4 separate regions of the Mus musculus genome follow, and all the other regions are linked to region 2. A link is a loop called in an ENCODE intact Hi-C map of the cell type or tissue named here. Cell type or tissue: heart. All regions are shown on one strand. Each heading gives the region's core, and the rest is flanking DNA. Links, peaks and the distances in the headings are about the cores only.

The links. A loop is a pair of places that touch in the nucleus more often than their neighbours do. Peaks named below come from ENCODE experiments on the same cell type or tissue, not always from the same donor. Only the 100,000 strongest peaks of a DNase experiment are listed, where the experiment ranks them.
Region 1: it touches region 2 in a loop (6-fold over the local background); 5 of 42 quality-filtered maps call a loop at or near these places.
Region 3: it touches region 2 in a loop (4-fold over the local background); 10 of 42 quality-filtered maps call a loop at or near these places.
Region 4: a loop joins it to region 2, with 14 times the contacts of the local background. A loop is called at or near these places in 17 of 42 quality-filtered maps.

Annotation. Positions count from the first base shown.
Region 1 is chr8:90,347,781-90,352,277 of GRCm38, forward strand. It overlaps Tox3 (TOX high mobility group box family member 3), which reads right to left and starts at 472. Exons shown (of 7, transcript NM_172913.3): 1 at 83-472. The coding sequence starts at 169. In heart, for the core only: a CTCF peak has its summit at 2,561; a DNase peak (open chromatin) is centred at 691; H3K4me3 peaks cover 1,016 bases; H3K27ac peaks cover 1,263 bases; H3K27me3 peaks cover 295 bases.
Region 2 is chr8:89,848,198-89,852,694 of GRCm38, forward strand. No RefSeq gene overlaps it. Among named protein-coding and RNA genes, the nearest start is that of Gm24212, 180 kb to the left of the region's middle. In heart, for the core only: CTCF peaks have their summits at 1,401 and 2,142 (motif pointing right); no DNase peak of the experiment used is centred there.
Region 3 is chr8:89,995,630-90,000,126 of GRCm38, forward strand. No RefSeq gene overlaps it. Among named protein-coding and RNA genes, the nearest start is that of Gm24212, 330 kb to the left of the region's middle. In heart, for the core only: no CTCF peak of the experiment used is centred there; no DNase peak of the experiment used is centred there; H3K27ac peaks cover 311 bases.
Region 4 is chr8:90,791,749-90,796,245 of GRCm38, forward strand. No RefSeq gene overlaps it. Among named protein-coding and RNA genes, the nearest start is that of Gm19935, 23 kb to the right of the region's middle. In heart, for the core only: CTCF peaks have their summits at 2,225 (motif pointing left) and 3,776 (motif pointing right); DNase peaks (open chromatin) are centred at 2,163 and 3,713; H3K4me3 peaks cover 646 bases; H3K27ac peaks cover 789 bases.

The DNA of each region.
Region 1 (4,497 bases), core at 367-4,366, 500 kb after region 2:
TCAGAAAGAAAGTGCAGCAGGCTAGGCGGGACGAGGGACGCGCCCGGGATGGAGAGGTGGCCCCCGCCCCCGGCCCGGTCACCTTGCTGTAGCCGTAGTACCCCAGGCACTGCGCGAAGTCCAGGCCGGCTGGGTCCCCGGCCGCCGCGGGGTAGAACCTCACATCCATGCCGGGGCCGGGGGCTGGGGGCCGGGGCTGGAACTCGCCGGGGCCGCTACCCGCCTCCTCGCGGCCGTACGATCCACCGTCGAGGACGCCCGGCCGGGGGCGCCCGGGGACAGCGCACGGGCCGTGGGACTGTAGGGGCGTCGCGCGGGGGCCGCCGACGAGCCCGGGAGCTGCGGCTGCAGCACACAAAGGCGCGGCCACGCGAGCCGCGGGAGAGCGGGAGGCGGCCCGAGGGACGCGCCCCACCGGGACACCGAAGCTGGCTGCGCGCGGGCCGGGCGCCCGGGGCGCGGGGCGCAGCGCGTGGGCCCGGGACGGCCGGCGAGCTCAGGTGCGCGGCGAAGCTGGGACGGCGGCGGCGGCAGCGGCGGCGGCTGGCCCCGCTCCTCCTCCCCGGGCGGACTGAGCCGAGGAGCCGCGGAGACAAGGGGCCCGGCCCCTCCCCTGCCGCTCCCCCTCCTGCCGCCGCCGGTCCCCTCCCCGCGCCGCTGCCGCTCCGCCCCTCCCACCGCGGGCAGCTGGCGCGCCGCCCGCCCCGCCGGTGCGCTCCGCCGCCGACCGCCTCCGGGCTCGCGCCCCGCCCCGCGCCCCGTGCAGCCCCGGCCACCGCGCGCTCCTCTCCCGGCCTCTCACCGTCCCACCCCTTCCCTCCCCGGTCCTCTTTGTCCCCGCGGCCTCACCGCTCTCCCCGCTCCCGGGCCTCCCTCGGCCTCCCCGCTGCTGCCAGCACCGTCCCTCCTCGAGTCCCACTCTTCTCCCGTGCGACCCTCGCTTCCCTTGGCCCCAGCATCCCAAAACCGTCCACTTCTCACCCAGCCCTCTCTTCTGCCCCTACCACCTCGTCCCAGTTCTTGCTGGTGGGGGACCTGTTTCCCAATCCCTCTACCCTACTTACTCTTCTACTTGGATATCCCCGGTATAGACTCAGCCCAGAAACTAACCTGTGCAGGTGGCTCCTGAGCCAGGAGCCGGAACCCCATGTACACCTGTGGTCTTTACCAGAGGGGTGTTAGGGCCTGACCTTTCACAAGTAAGCAGACTTGAAGCTTCCCAGGTTAAGCCTCAAGTCCGGTCTCTTTGTATTTTCTTTACTCTTGTTTGTTTTCGAAAGGCATTTGAGTAACTGGATCTAGGCGGATCACTCGCTGCTCTCCTAGAGAAAATGTCCCTCTTTTCCTAAAAGGTTCTGGGTGATTAACTTCCCCACGCTGCACCCACCCACCCTCTTATTTCTTTCTCTTTCTTTTAATCTACATTTCTCTCCCCCCACCCTCCGCCCCCATACCCCCACCATCACCACCACCCTTGGCTTTATTGCTCTGAGTTAATTTGAAAGTTTGGCCTTCAGCCTTGGCGCTAGAAAATGTTGGCTGAGCTGTGAGATCTCCCTTTCTCGGTTCAGTTATCTGCGAACTACTTTGAACTAGAAGGGAAAGATGTTAAACTATTTCAACTGACAGTCTCTAAAGGTGTGGGGCCTGGATCACTTCGCTGGTCTGGGACCTGAACTTTTCCAGACATGCACGGATTTCTAAGTGTTCTCCAGCTTGCAACACCTATGTGTACCTTCCTTCACTCAATACTATACTTCAGGAACCAAGCAAGAAAAATAAACTTCAATTAGGTGGAAATGTGTGTGTGTGTGTGTGTGTGTGTGTGTGTGTGTGTGTGTGTGTGTGTGTGTGTGTGTGTGTTCTTAGCAGAAACTTGTCAGGGGACTGCCTAAGAGAGCCCTGTGTATTCAGAGAAGGAACAACTCCCCACATTGTCACTGGGTTGACTCTTAATTCCCCCCTCCTGAAGAGGCTTTGGTCCCCTCTCCTGAGTCTCCATTTACTGTTGACAACCCAGCGGCGCTCCCTAATGGCCCAGCGGGTTGCACAAATTGGCAGTGTGCTGAGATGTTATCAGGACAACACCCCATTGAGTAAGTTCTTGAAACGGTGAAGTGGAGGCCCTTTCTCTGGGCCACTGGGCGCCTGTGGCCTTTCCACCAATCAGAACTAGAGGTTGCAGTGGCCACCTGTTGTCCCGAAAGAGAACATCTTTTAAGTTTCACTATGAGTATCTAACAATAGTGGCAAAGTGCAGGGTCTGACCAAGGGAGAGAAGAAACCGCTGGCCCAGGGTACCAGAAAAGAATATTCCTACCGGGTAACCCTTAAAGGGAGCAAGCATCAAAGGCCGGGCAGATGAGCTTTTCTCTCTGCACACTCCTATCTCTCCCTCACCTTACAGTCTATCTGCCTTGCATCTCAAGCAATCTGAGCTTGATTACAGAGGATGAAGTAAAGTATAAACAAAGTTGCCGAGGGAGAACCTGAAGTTGTAATCAGACCTCCTGAATCTGGCACATAAATACTCTGCTGCAGAAATCCCACTAGCTGCAGAAGCTGGAATTACAGGAGCTAGTGGGTTGCACTCATAGAAACTGTGAGAGCCTTGCCCCTAGACTCTCTGGGTTTAGGAATGCCTGCTCACACCCCATACCACTCTTGGCCACTATTTTAGATTTTTTGCTTTTCCCTATACAGCCTCTGCCTGTCACGCAGAAGCCTTTGAGAGGAGACTACACTCACAAGTCTGCGCTTTAGTTTAGAGTGCGATGTAAGCAAAAGTGTGAGTATTGGGGGAGGGGTGAATGGGACTGTGAGACCAGACATGTGCTTGGGGCATCAGAGTGAGAAGTCACTGGTCCTTTGGGAAGTCTGTGCAAGTGATCTTTCCACTCTGTCACCACACATTCAACCAGTTGTCTTTGAGCACCCAGTATATGCCAGCCACTGTTTATACACTTGTGTATAAGAAAGGAAACACCAACATGACTCATGAAAGTTTTTAGAAGGGACTATGTGTTGTACTGCAGAAATGTACACACACAGAGAGGGGAGGGGAGAGGGATAGGGAGAGAGAGGGAGGGAGGGAGGGAGGGAGGGAGGGAGAGAGAGAGAGAGAGAGAGAGAGAGAGAGAGAGAGAGAGAGAGAGAGAGAGAAAGAGAGAGAGAGAGATTCTGTCTCATCCAACCATCTGAATGGAGGTCCTGTCATGTTACAGCTATTGCAGTTTTTGAGTTGCAGAATATTTTGAAGGAAACTCAAGGGATGGGGTGGTTTGGTGCACCTAGCAAGATGCTTGGTATCTCAAGAGCAGCAGACCTTGCTTGGTTCGTCCTTTGCAGTGGATAAGAGGAAGTTCAGAAGGAAGCTGGGAAAGATGGGGGAGAGAAAGATTAAATGCTTTCACATAGGAATATTCCTGGCAGGCAGCATGGCTGGGGGTGTGGGGGAACTTAAGGCTACACAGGACCTTTAACTGGAATAATCTCCCTGGAGGGGACTGTACCTTAGGCATCTTTTTGTCTTTGGGATTTTGTGGGGGTGAGCACCAAAGCTATACTGTTTCATTTAGAACCGAGTAGCTTTAAACTCTCTATTGTGTTGGTAGTGGCACCTCATTTTAGAAGTTCCAGAGGACATAAATAAGGCCCATGCGCAAACAGTTTTAGAGTTGATTCTGAAGCATTGAGGACCTTTGTGACGTGACATCATCCAGACTTTCCTTTCTGAATCCCATACCGAAGGCTTCCTATCACTAGGCAAGCCTTAAACCTGAAGAAGTTTCTTCAAAAAAAATTATGTTAAATGTGATTTAAATGTATGCTGAATAGTGCTAATGTTTATTAAGAAGGGCAGCAGAGGGCCTAAGTGGGAGTGGTTCTGTGGGCAAAGCACTTACCTGGCAAGCAGGAGGACCTGAGTTCAATCCCCAGAGCCCACATGAAAAGTTGGGCAAGCCTGTAACCACAGAGCTGGGGAGGTAGAGACAAGGTCTTGAGGCTTACTAACCAGTTGGTCTAACCTAATTGCTAAGCCTCAGTCCAATGAGAGACCCTACCAGAGAAAAGGTAGATGACCCTTCTGAGACACCCAAGGTTTACCCTCCACACAGATGGACATTGCACCCCACATGCAAACACACATGAAAATACACATATGTGAACAAACACACATACTTTTCAAAAAGTGACCATAGAAGTCTATGGGAAGCCAAAACATAAATTCTGAGCATAAAGAAACTCCTTGAGTCATTACTATTAGTTGTTATCAGATTGGTGTCTCTATTCATCCATGAATATTTTTAACGAGAAAAAAAATAAGTAAATGTTACAAAATATGAAAGCTGCTTTAAATCTTAACAGAGCTCTCCATTTTTTTTTCTTCCTTTCTGTGGCCTCAGGTTAAGCAAGAACCAGAGAGGAGTGTATTAAACTGAATCCTGCTGGATGTTGTAACCAGAAATCTTACTTTTAGGAATTTCTGAAAGTCAT
Region 2 (4,497 bases), core at 324-4,323:
ATTCAGAGATTAAATGTTCTTCAAGTTCCAGAAGCACCTTTGAATGAGTTTTCTAATGAAGCTTAAGCCCAGATCACCCAGGCATGAGGCTAAGTATCTCACAGCAGGGGAAGCCAAACAGATTAATATGGTCTACACAACTGCACTGCTGAGATACACTGAATTTTCTAAGCTGGAGTTTGATCTTCACTTAGTATAAACCCGGAAAAGGAACATTTTCCCTTGAGTGTCCAAGGTGACATTCCTATAGGTGACAGTGTTGTCACCCCACTAAAGCCAGCAACCTATACTGCCGGCCTGTCCTCCAAAGTCATTCCTCACAATAATTCCCATCACCCTTCTGACATCCCCACTGTCTTCCCTGGCTCACTCTAACAGCCACTTTAGTCCAGGATCCCTGTAAGCCCCTGTGGTCAATGGCTCTAACCATCCCTGTCACACAACCCTAGGAACCTCTGTTTCTGAAGCATTTCACAGAAAACAGTGTTCATCAACTCCTCTACAGAATGAAGACAAACCATCTCTAGAGCTCCTTGACAATAGGACCAGCACCTCCCTTTTAACTTTTCCCTCTGACTCTTATCCATCAAACTTTCCAGGCTGACAAACCATGAACTACATGGTTTTTAGTTTCCCATTATTAGGCATGTTTGAGATGAAAACTATTCATTTCCTAAATTGGAAATCTGGAGTTAAAATCATCCTGATACTCTGAAGGCTTGGTTCACTGATAGCAAGTGATACTCAGGGTACTGTGAAGTATTTTGTTTCTTTTTAAACTTTAGGGTACACAGCATCTCCATGAGATAGACTGTCACCTGTTATCTAACATACCAGAGTAGAAACAGTCAGAACAAGAAGCCTGAATCCACAGCACACTTACCTCAGAGCTACATGGCACTTGCTCTTAATTACTGGTCCAGGATCAAACTCCTCCTTGAAGCCTGGAGCAGTGACTCACACAGAGATTGCATTGTATGAATGAATTAGTGGTTGAATGAATGAGAAATATGCAAATATATTTGAAAATTATAAAATATTTTCAGATATTATTTTATCCATAAAAATCACTTATTTAAAAGTTGTTTTTATGTCGCAGAGATACACTTTACCATTTAACTCTAGACTTTATGGTAACATATATAAAATAAAAAAAAACTGATCTATTTTATTATCAGTTGTTTTCCTACAAAGCCAAACAAGACCTCACCTTTTTGATAGATCATGCAAAGACCAAGGAAACATCATATTGAAAGTGGGCTTCTATTCATGTATAGTATTTAAAAAGTAAAAATAAACCCACGAGTTTCAGACAAAAGACTTTAGCTTTTGTAGATACACAGTGTTGTCAAACATTTTGCTTTGCATACTCATGAGCTGCTGACCTGGTCCAGTCTCAAACCACACACAAGCAGCAGATGTCAGTGTTGTGCAACTTTCAGGCTGAATGCTCAGGAGGCAAGCCATCTTTGTTGCTTGGAAACAAGCTCGATAGTGATTTTATGCATACAAATGTAAGAGGCCTGAGTAAACCTTGAATGTAACACACACACACACACACACACACACACACACACACACACACACACACACACACACGCACATATATGCACACACATATGCACGTACACATGCATACATGCATTTCAAGAATTATGCATCCCCTTCTAAAGATGTAGCTGTGAATCAAGGGCTGGGATGGAAGAGCTCAGAATAAAGAGTAGGCCCTGTCAAATTTTCGTGGGCGAGAAGACATGGTGGGTAACTCCTTTGCCACACCTGTTTCTGCAGAGAGAGGTAACTCTAAGTTAGCCTTGTCTGAGGAACAGACAGTGTTTCCTACTTCACTATGGTTCTGACAACTAAACAGGCTAAGAGACTTGCAAAATGCAATCTCCTATGCCCCTGGATAATGATAGGTTGTTTGCTCTGATGTTGCTACAGGCTTCCACTTAGCACTTGGAGACGCAAACATTGTAGACCTCTTTTACTAATAACCAGAGTAGAAGCTGACTATCAGTAATTTATTTGAAAGGCACTACATAAAGGAGAAGTGATTGTAGGCAACAATGGGGAGAGACCAATGAGTTAGGTTTCTTATGGAGTATAACAGAAGGGGTAACTGTGGGCTATTTGTCTTTCTTCCACAAGGTGGTGCACTGGGAACGAGCTGAACTACAAAGGACACAGTGTTAGTGGTTGTCTTCTCTGTCTTAGGCAGCCTGATTCTGTCAGACCAGAAAAATGGTGCTGATTTTGGATTTGCTTATAGGACTGTCCAGCATTTCCTGGAAGTATAGCCTCATGAGTATAACAGGTAAAGCAAAAGAGAGAGCAGAGAACATGCAGGACAGCCTGGGAAGCCCTGCCCATTCCATAGTGAGGTAAAGAGCAGATCTGCTTCCAAAACACCGAGAATTTCAGCCCCAGGCTCTCCAGCTCAGGAACAGCTGCTGCAAAATTGAGCAAATTTACCATGCGGAAATATTTCCTCATAATATATAATATGATGATTCCTATTTTGAACTAGATTATTTTAATATGCCTAATCACAGTGAATGAACTTTGCCTCTCACTATCTTAACCTGCTACTTGAAACCTGCAAAGATTTCCTTCAGTGGAATTTTCCACAGTGTATCAAAATCAGACCCAACATAAAATAATGATGACATTCCAATTTTACTAGCCTACCTCTGACCTATTTGCACAGAATCTTCCCTGCCTCTACCTGGCTGTAAATCTATTAGCTGATCATTATAAATTCAAATCTAGAAATAACTTGGGAAAATGGGATTAGCAATGGCTTTGTAGATTAAATTCATACTCTTTTGGAAATATTACGTGTGTGGGATTTTTGTTATCATTAACTAACTTGATAGTCTCACTACCCTACAGCCTAAATATTGCTGCTTTTAGTGCTAATTGATCACGATTACACATCACCAGATATTCAATTATTCAAGTCAACAAGGAAGAGAGAAGCAGAATGCATGGACACAGGTGTTTGAACTCCAGTTCCCAAACTCCAAGGGTAAGAGTAGAGTGGCGTAGAGATCATGAGGAAAAGATTTATCAAGGGAGCCAGCCTATGTCAAAACACAGCACACAGAAGAGCGGACTCAAAGCCAAAGCTTGTGTAATAAGTATTTGTTGGCTCACAAGATAGAAAACAACAAAAGTTGATCAAGAACCATCACAGGCCTAGTCCTCAAGGCCCTAGTTTTTGTCACAAAGAATTGTCATTTTAACAAATAAAAACTCTTTCAGAATTCCAGACTTATCTTGGTTGATGCACAAGTCTGAAAAAGAAACACACCCTTGTAAAATATTCTGCAGAAAGTCTTTGGTGTTAGCTTTTCAAAATTTAAAAGCCAAATTCATAGATAGTATCTGAAAGTAGTCAGTACCCCCCAAACAGAAGTATACTGGGTGTTCCCAGACTTCTAGAGCAGGTGTTAAGATGATACAAGAGGGATAACAGCTTGTACCAGAAAACCCACCTGGCCTGGAAGCTTGCTAGTTCCTTCATTAAGACATCCACAAAGAAAGGAGCTCCTATCCACCAGACATCTGAGCTTATTCTGTGTCTCTAGCCACTCATTCCTCAGGGCCATCTTTCTCCTTAGAGCAACAGACTGGCTGCTAAGACTTCTTCTCTTACAGGCCTTTATGAGAATTAAAGACAGAGACATTAATTTAACCCACACACAAATATAAGAATTCTATGTACAGTTTTGAGTTGCTATGTAAGCAGGATTCACCTTTAGAAGGCAGGTTCTACACTAACTCCTCCCCAAATGAGTAGGTGCCCATGGCATACATCCCATAGGCAACAGTCTTTGATTAGCTGCACTCCCAGGAGTATAATCAATGTGTCCCACGTGATGTGTGCTGAAGTTGATGTGCACACTGAGAAGCAGGCATGGACCAGCATGGCTGCTTCAGGATTGGACTCACCAGCTCCACTTACAGAGGAAATTATTGCTAACTTTTCAGCATAATATGACTGAATCAGATGAGTGGTATAGGACAGAACACTTAGAACTTCACATTTGTGACTGGAAAATAGTAGTCGGAATTGTGAGCAGATAAAAGAGCAGCCATGCAAAAAGGCAAGGTTGATAAAGACATAAGTCTGCTCTGGACACACTGTAGAATGAGTCCAGCCAAAACTCCCCAGAGTCTCAGCTTATTTACTCTATACTTAGACCAGTCATCCTGCCTATGTCACCAAACAGTTGTAAATATCCCTTAGAATGTACAAACAACTAGTGGATATTCTCAGAAGCATGCTACCACTGCCCGGAGTAAAGCATGATGTAAGTGACTTGGAAAGTGGGTCCATGCCTTACCTGGGCAGTACAATGGAGCTGGCTCTGTAGGCATGGGTGTGGGTGAGCTGGCCTCAAGTGCATCAAAGCAGGAGACCTGACTCTGACTTCTGATAATGGTGGCATTTGGTAGCCTAGGAAGAGCAGTGCTACAAAACTTATCTTG
Region 3 (4,497 bases), core at 350-4,349, 150 kb after region 2:
CCAGGAACTTCCATGGGGGTATAGTCAAGAGAGTCAGGAGTTATCATTTCTTCTTAGACTCCTCTTTATCCTATGGCTTGCTGCTAGGGCCTCTGTCCCAGTATTGCACGAATCTTATGTTCATCCATCCTCATAGCCATGTACTTCTTTGCTAATTACTTACGGTGACTCTAAGGCAGCATGCCTGTCCACACGGGTCTCTGTAACTTTGCTCTAGTAAGATGAATTTGTGCCAGGAAGTACTGAGCATACATATAGACCTCCCTTGTGTACAGCTAGAATCTCTGCTGTTTCTACCTGTCTCTTTATGGGAGTCATGAAAGGAGCCATTCAACTTCTGTCCTACCCTTATACCAGTGGCCAGAGCCTTTAAGCTCTATGAAGATGAATGTTCTCCTTTTCAAACTCCCCATGGCTCCAGGTTCTAGGCTTCGTCAGTATGGCACACAGGTTAGAATGGGCAGGGAGGCAGAGAGCATGATTTTGTTGGTTAGTGTTTCTACAATGATTCTTGGGTTTCGTGGGATTATCAGGGGTCTAACAAAAGACCGCACTTACTTTGTAGATGGCAGTAACTAGGACACCATTTTTCTGGAGCCAGTGTCTCTGATGGAGACTCTTGATCCTTAGATCACATAAAAGTGATGTTCCAAGAGTCTAGATATGGTGGAACATCTCAATTGCTGGCTTCCTGATTTCCTTGTGTGAATCAATTCTGGATGACTTTTCTAGATGTCATTGATGAACCTGACTTTGACCCTTCTCATGGAAAATCCCATCATATTCAGCTTAAAACAACAGTCTGTGTCTTTTCCACCCAGCCCTGACTAAGAAGTCCTTCCCCGCCATCAGTTTCTATTTTGAATTGCATCTCCAACCTACCTCACCTTCCTCCTTCTAGGCTCCTTCAATTCAGGCCAGTACCTACTTCATCGCTAAGCAGATAGTTCAAGGGTTCCTGGCCATACTAAATCTCAGGAGGTTTCTAGGAATGAGAGAAATAAGAATTCTGTTCTCTCAGAATTGAAGCTAGTGCGCTGCGACGTTGGGCACCAGAAACATCATTTTGCATCCATGAGGCTAAACCATCTGAAAGTGGGTTCCACAAAGAGAAACGATGAAGAACAGGAAGCCACTTCTGCAGTATTGAGATTTTGAATCCAGCCATACCTAAACTAAGGTTTACACTTAGCTGATTAGGGTCCATAAACCAAGAGGCTGCTGCACAATTCTCCCTTTCTATAAACAGGCTGGGGCTGCATTATCCATCAGTTGGGATTACAAAGTACTGATTGTCACACTGCCTACCGGACTCATTTATTCTGTCGGCCTGTCTTTGCTTCCAGAAGCCAAAGGTTAGTGCAAATGTTTCCTGGGAAAAACCAATTATGTGCAATAGAATGTGCAGAGCTTATGGCCACAGGCTACAACTTTGGTCTTTCTGTCTACCCTTGGGCTGCCCACTGTCTTTTTCCCTCCAGAGTCTGGGGACATCCATTCTGAGGGTGATTCTCCAGAAAGCACCAGCCCCAGGAGAACCTTGTTTGTGAACTCAATACATTAGCTCTGGCTTCTTAGGGACCAGAGAGTTTGTTTGTTTGTCACCTATTATAATTGATTTGTTTCTCTCTAACTGTGTACTCAGTCTCGATTCCCTTAGCTGTAGGCAGCACAACCCAGAGCTGAGAGCTCCAGGAAGCCTATCGATAGTGGCACATCACTTGTCATGGGGAAGAGCATGGATCTGGGTGGCTGTGGAGACGATGAAGGCCTTGGGAAGAGTGAGGTGGGACTGGGATAGTTTTTCTGGCAGAAGAGAAGTTTGTGGAGGGCTTCAGGCAGGCAGGAAGGAACGGATGGTGGCATGCAGAAGTCACTGGCCCTGTCACAGTACTGAACATGGGACTTATAGATGGAAGTCAGAGCCACTATGCCAGAGTGGCAGTCACCAGGGTCCCTAGACACTGCCTGGATCTAAACCTTCTTGAGGATAAAATCATTCTTCATATATGATAGACTGAATGGAAGCAAGATTTGGTGGTGGGGATCAAACAATAGTTAGCCTTGGTGTAGCCTTCTCCCTTGGGCTTCAGAAGGACCCCTCTTGTTTCCTGCTAGTGCCTCCTACTGCCTGCTATTCAAGGCCAGCCTTCTGACTTCTAGCGTGCTCACCTCTTCCTGTTTGGGTTCCCACAAATCGTTACACAAGAAGCTGAGGAAGAACTCACATGTGCATAGCATATCAACCTTTGAGGGTACACTACCTATCTGGTCCCTAGGAATTCGTGGTTAGGCCAGATAGAAGGCCAGGGTTGAAGCCATCTGAGGCACAATCCCATACTGCATCACCAGTCTTCTTTGGCTTACAACACAGAAGAATCTACCTCCTCCGAGGTAGCCAGGATTTTCTGAAACAGTACTCTTTGCCGTCAATGTTATCTGTGCTTGACCATCGTTCTAACCTCAAGCTTATAAGCTTCTCTCCCTGGCTCTTCCTAAAAGCCCAATACTCTTCTCTTAGCATCATTAAGCTGATGAGGAGACACTCGGAGACAAAAATAAACAGTGACATCTCAAATCTAGTAGCTATTTTGAGAGAGTCAGGATTCACATTTCCCTAACACTTAAACCTAACATACCTGTTTTCTGCAGTAACTAGTGTCTACTCCATCATAATTTGGTAGCCATAGTGACATCCCTCACCAAGAAAACTTAGTAACTTCATATGTCAGGCGCTATTAGGGACCCCTGCAACATCCCCTCTCTGCCATCCCACTATGAAGAGTTCAGAGATAAGCCAAGCAGAAGACAGATGTCTCAAGCTTGAGCTCACCCCAAATAGCTTCCTCTTTGAGCAGAAACCCCTAGATATTCTCTGAGCAGCTGGACAGACAGTGGTGACCATCTTCGGCACCATGGTGTGATAGCTGAAGCAAAGATACACTGAAATCTAAACACACTGATATGTGCACGCACACCATCCTCTTGAATTCATAATCAGGGAGGGTATTAGAAACGGGTGTGGGAGCCACCAGTGGTAGGCACAGTGAGTTGTCTCAGAGGAAAAGACAGCAAGGCTGGTATTCACAGACAATACACTAAATGGGAACCATGTACCTTCAGCAGCTCATGGCCTCAGTCTCCCCAGCCGCACATTGCTAAGGGAAGGTTTCAGACGCGCTACCCTTACTTGAAACGCATGGGGACATCCAAAGGAGAAGCTGAACGAACAGGCTCCGCAGCACTTCTCCTTTCCTTCTTCATTCGCTTTCAGTATTAAGATTGAGGCATTGACTGTGAGCTATTCTTCCTGCAGGATAGAGTGGAATATTGCAAAACGCATTTGCAAGCAGCCTAAATCATGATTGACAAAACGAGATTTGTTAATACAATGGTTTGAGGCACTTGACAGAAATTTTTGTCAACAGTGTAGATTAAGGGATTCCGGGGGAAAAAATGAAATTTGCAGATGAAATGGCTTTGATGTTTCTCCTGAAAAGCATTTTGTTGACAGACTGGATCAGAGTGAAGAAAAAAAATGTGCATTTTCTCAATGCGTGCGTTTTAAGTCTTTGACAAAACACGCATTAGTCCTGCTGCTCGGGATCATTTGTCACCTACTCTATTGGCTTTGCCTCTAACCACAAAGGGGGGTAGGATGTGAGCAGAAAAAAAAATAAAACAAAATAAACCTACTAAGATGGGTCCCGAAATGATGGGGCCCCTTCCGGTAATTTCCCCAAGATCCCCTCACCCCCATGAGGAAATGTCTTCTGCTATCAAGCCACTTAGTTTAGGTAATAAGCAGGAGAAAGTACAAGAAGGTTTCTAAGCCAATAATTCTCAAGGCATGATAGCCAGACTAGCAGGTACCCATGGAAATCACTCAAGCCTACAGCTGCATGAAGGTAGGGAACAGAAACCCACCTCTACATAAGCCCCGTCGATTATTTAAGATATTTAAACTTATTTAAGATATGCGCAGGGTGTGTTGATTTGAGCAATAGACAGAGAAATGGATTGGTTCACATAACTGGAATATTAAGCCTATATGTAATGGTTCAAATATGGCTGGGTCCAGGAGTTCATGCATCATTGCCTTCACAGTGTCCCATTGGTCACCTTCCTCTTTAATGGCCGCATTCTCTATCATGACAATATGTCACCAGCTTCAGGATGTTACCATCTCCTTGATAACCCTGGGGATGGGGAGAGAAACAGAGAGAGAGAGAGAGAGAAAGAGAGAGAGAAAGAAAGAGAGAGAGAGAAAGAGAGAGAGAGAGAGAGAGAGAGAGAGAGCGAGAGAGCAGCTCGGTCTTTGTGTTCTTTTCTGGTGTTATCATAGGCTGAGTGGCCATTTTATCATTTACATGTTAGGGGAGTTTTGAACATGTGAGTCACAAGGAAAAGGAACAAAAGAGCCATCTTACCTTAGAAAACCCGGAATGGATGGGATGCAGGTTCTTGCATCATACACACACACACACACACACACAC
Region 4 (4,497 bases), core at 313-4,312, 940 kb after region 2:
TGGGATACCACTGGGTGCCACCACACTCAGCCACAGAGCATTTAAATATGCCACCAAGGCTGCACCAGGCACCTACAGGCTTGTTGGTTTGCTTGTTTGTTTTATTCCTGGGGGTGGGAGTGGGCAGTAAAACAGCATCTTGCTCTATGACTCAGGCAGGACTTACACTCTGGATCTCAACCTGATTTATGACAGCAACCAAATTACAGTTACGAAGTAGCAACAAAAGTAATTGTATGGCTGGGGTCACCACAACATGAAGAGCTGTATTAAAGGGTCTCTGCATTAGGAAGGTTGAGAACCACTGCTCTTGGTCTTCTGGCCTATGCCTCCTGCTTCATGGTTTTGTAGAACCAACAGGCCCTGCTCACCACTGGTTTGCCAAGCACTGCATAGCCATGGTCCACGGTGAACAGATACAAAAGAACCTTAGAGATTGCCAAGAGCTTTCCTCCTCATCCTGAAGGGCTAATCAGAGGAGGGAGGCTGGCCCCAGGAGTCAGTACAGGAGTCAGTACCCAGGACATCAAATTCTCAGATCAAAGACTCATTACCTTGAGGGGTGTCGTAGTCCAGGTTTTTGTTCCTGAAAAAAAAAATCATAACCAAGAAACAAGTTGGGGAGGAAAGGGTTTATTCAGCTTACACTTCCACATTGCTGTTCATCACAAAGGAAGCCAGGGCTGGAACTCAAGCAGGTCAGAAAGCAGGAGCCGATGCAGAGGCCATGGAGGGATGTTTCTTACTGGCTTGTTTCCCCTGGCTTGCTCAGCTTGCTTTCTTTTTTTTTTTTTTAATTTTTTTATTAGGTATTTTCCTCATTTACATTTCCAATGCTAGCCCAAAAGTCCCCCATACCCTCCCCCCCCCCACTCCCCTACCCACCCACTCCCACTTCTTGGCCCTGGCGTTCCCCTGTACTGAAGCATCTAAAGTTTGCAAGACCAATGGGCCTCTCTTTCCAATGATGGCCGACTAGGCCATCTTCTGATACATATGCAGCTAGAGACACGGGCTCTGGGGGGTACTGGTTAGTTTATATTGTTGTTCTACCTATAGGGTTGCAGACCCCTTTAGCTCCTTGGGTACTTTCTCTAGCTCCTCCACTGGGGGCCCTGTGATCCATCCAATAGCTGACTGTGAGCATCCACTTCTGTGTTTGCTAGGCCCCGGCATAGTCTCACAAGAGAGAGCTATATCTGGGTCCTTTCATCAGCTTGCTTTCTTATAGAACCCAAGACTACCAGTGCAGTGATGGCACCACCCACAATGGGCCCTCCCCGCTTGATCACTAATTGAGAAAATGCCTTACAGCTGGATCTCAAGGAGGCATTTCCTCAAGAGAGGCTCCTTTCTCTGTGATAACTCCAGCTTGTGCCAAGTTGACAGGAGGTGGGGAGGAGGAGGAGGAAGAGGAGGAAGAGGAGGGAGAGGAGGAGGAGGAGGGAGAGGAGGAGGAGGAGGAAGGGAAGAGGAGGAAGGGAAGAGGAGGAGAGGAGGAAGAGGAGGAGGAGGAAGAGGAGGACTTACTTTGGCTTATTGTCAGTTGCCAGTTCCAGAGAGTTTGGTCCATGATCTCTCAGATCCATTGCTTCAGTCATCGTATGCCGAGCTGATCACAGAAGGGCACTCTGCCTGCAATCCTCAAATTTGGAACCTGAAGCTGATGCAAGAGTTCCAGACCAACCTGGACTACATAACATAGCAAGACTGTGTCTGGAAAATAAAATAGCAGGGAGGAATGCAGCTCAGCAACTGAATATGCCTGACATGCACAAGGCCCTGGGTTTGATCCCCAGTGCCAAGGGAGGAAGGGAGGGGGAGGTGGGAGGGGCATTGAGCACAATTTGACACGGGAGAAAGGAAGTAGGCCCCCAGCTTCAGACTATAGATAGCTCTGAATCCTCAGTTTTTGCCTGTTCTTGAGAGCCAGTCTATGCAACTTCTAGGACGAGCGTCTTCTTGACATTCCTGAGTGTTCCTAAAATGGCTCATGCTTGCTATCCTGGCTGTGTCTGCTCAGCACAGTTAAGGAAGGTGACAACAAGCTGTCTCTCTGCACACGACACGAGGGATTACAAAGGAGACATCTTTGGCTTCTGGATTCCAGAGTTTTCTCCATGGCCCCAAAATCCCTGCTCTGAGAATGTGCAAGACATCCATGCTCAGGGCTGCCAGGCTGGCCTGCATCTCTTTGCCTCTCCTGCCCTCTAGTGGTCACTCCCCATGCTGATCTTTCCACACCATTTTTTTGCTACTGAGTTTTAAAATACAAAACCTGTAAAGAAAATTCTTGCAAATGTATCCAATGCTCAGTGGAACTTCATCTAGCTTTATATGTATTCGACATATCTATTTCTATATGTAGCTTTAAGATACCTTAAGGCTGGACTTATAGTTAAGTGATAGAGCACTTCCTTACCCAGCATACACAAGATCCCAGGTTTTATTCCCCCAGCACAATAATAATAAACTTACCTGTGCATTCATGTACCAGATGCCAATCCCACAAGCTAGGCCCTCTTCAGGAGAATCACAAGTTCAAGGCCAGTTTGGTCTATATAGCTAGTTCTAGGCTAGCTTGGACTTTAGAAGGAAAACCTAGTGTGTGTGTATGTGTGTGTGTGTGTGTGTGTGTGTGTGTGTGTGTGTGTGTGTGTGTGTGTGTGTGTGTGTGTGTGTGTGTTCTATTTTAAGTGTGTGTGTGTGTGTGTGTGTGTGCGTGTTCCATTTTAAGTATATTTTATAAACTTATTACATGTTATTATATTAACATATTATATATAAATAATAAGTTAAAATGTAGCTTTTATGTTCATGAAGCCCTAGCTAGAACGACTAAGAGTAAAAGTTCTAGTCAAATGTTCAGTGCAGTTGATGGTGCTGCAGAGGATACAGGGGATGCCCTAGAGCGTCCTGAAAGGCATCCTGGGAAAGTGAGAGTGAAAATATGAAGGGTGAGGGACCAGAGCTATGATGGCAAAAAGCCAGGGAGTTAGCAAGTCAAAACTTCTGTGTCCAGGGAGAGTAGGATGAGCTTGAAGAAGGGAACATAGAGCTGTGTGGCTGGAATGTCAAACACTGGAGCCTGGGATGGTGGGAATACAGACGGGAGGACTACACGGTGGTCTTCGTGTGAATCTTTGTCTTTATTAAGATGAACCGTTCATTCTCCCTTTCCTCTCTCCCTTCCTAGCCCCCTCCTTCTTCCTGTCTTCCCTTCCTCACTCTTCTTCCTTTCTCCTTCCTTCTTTGCTTCCGGTTGTAAACCCTGGCTGCCCCTTGGGACCATCTAGTCAAAACCTCAGCCAGCAAGATCATTAGGGCTAGGATGAGCATCTCTGGTTTTTAAGGTCTCCCTGGGTGATTCCAGTGTGTGGCTCCAGGAGAAGCCTCCTGGAGACCTAAGAAAGCCTGAATTGTTCGCTTGCCTTTTCCTCCCTCTAGTGACTGTTCTGTGCTCCTAAATCTGCTCTAAACCTGCAGGCAGATGTTACCTCCAAGAAGGTAAATTCTCCTGCCTGACTCTCCACCAGATAGTTGAAGTTTTGAAACAGCGCCCAGGGTGCTGGAAACCCTCAGACCCCAGCCATCAAAGACCTGCGTGGAGGACAGGGAGCTGTGTATACAAATATGTCCAGCCCGGAAGAAACTAAAAACCCTACAGCCTTTCACTCTTTTTACCCTGCCCCTGGAGGAAGCAGGGCCAGCCCCGCCCACACTTCCTTCTCCCCACCGCACCCCACCCCCACCATCCCTTGCCTCTGTTCCATTCTGTCCCCTAGGTGGTGCCAAAGAGCAGTGAGCCTGTTTTCTGTTTTGTTGTACTTTGATCAAGATTAGATCTCTGTTTTGAAAAAGCCCCACTACCGGCAGGTGGAAGAGGGTTTGAAACTGGACCATAGCATCAGAGGAGAGCAGGTCAAAGCCATTAGTAACGCAATTCTGGTGCGAGGTGATGGTGTCATGGCCGCTCTGACTGTAGCAGAAAAAGAAGAGTCACATTGTAGAGAGTGTTGGCTTCCTGTTGGCTTGCACACAGCAGCCAGCTCAGAGAGGAGAGGGATGCGTCAGGGATGTTTTTAGATTCTTGTTTGAATAAACAGATGGGTGTTGGAGTCAGTTCCTGGGGCAGGGAACAGAGGAGCAGATTTCAGGGGTGGAAAATAAGAAAAGTACCAGGGTGGTTATGAACAAATTCAGGATAATGGGCTACAAGAGCCAGGTCACTGTACTCATTTGTGCAGTAAATAATCCAGGCGTGACGGCAGGTGCCTGGAATACCGTGCTTAGGAGAGATGGAGGCAGGGAAACCTAGCTCAAGTTCATCCTTGGATATATAAGGAAGCTTGAGCTAGAGACCTTGTTTCAAAAACACACGCATCCTCACATGGATACACACATTTTCAGCCCTTCGTAATTATCAGGCACAGATTTAAGCTTTTCTCCTTCGAGAAGTTAGACTGGAGCTCGTCCTCTGGTCTCTGGGTAGGACCC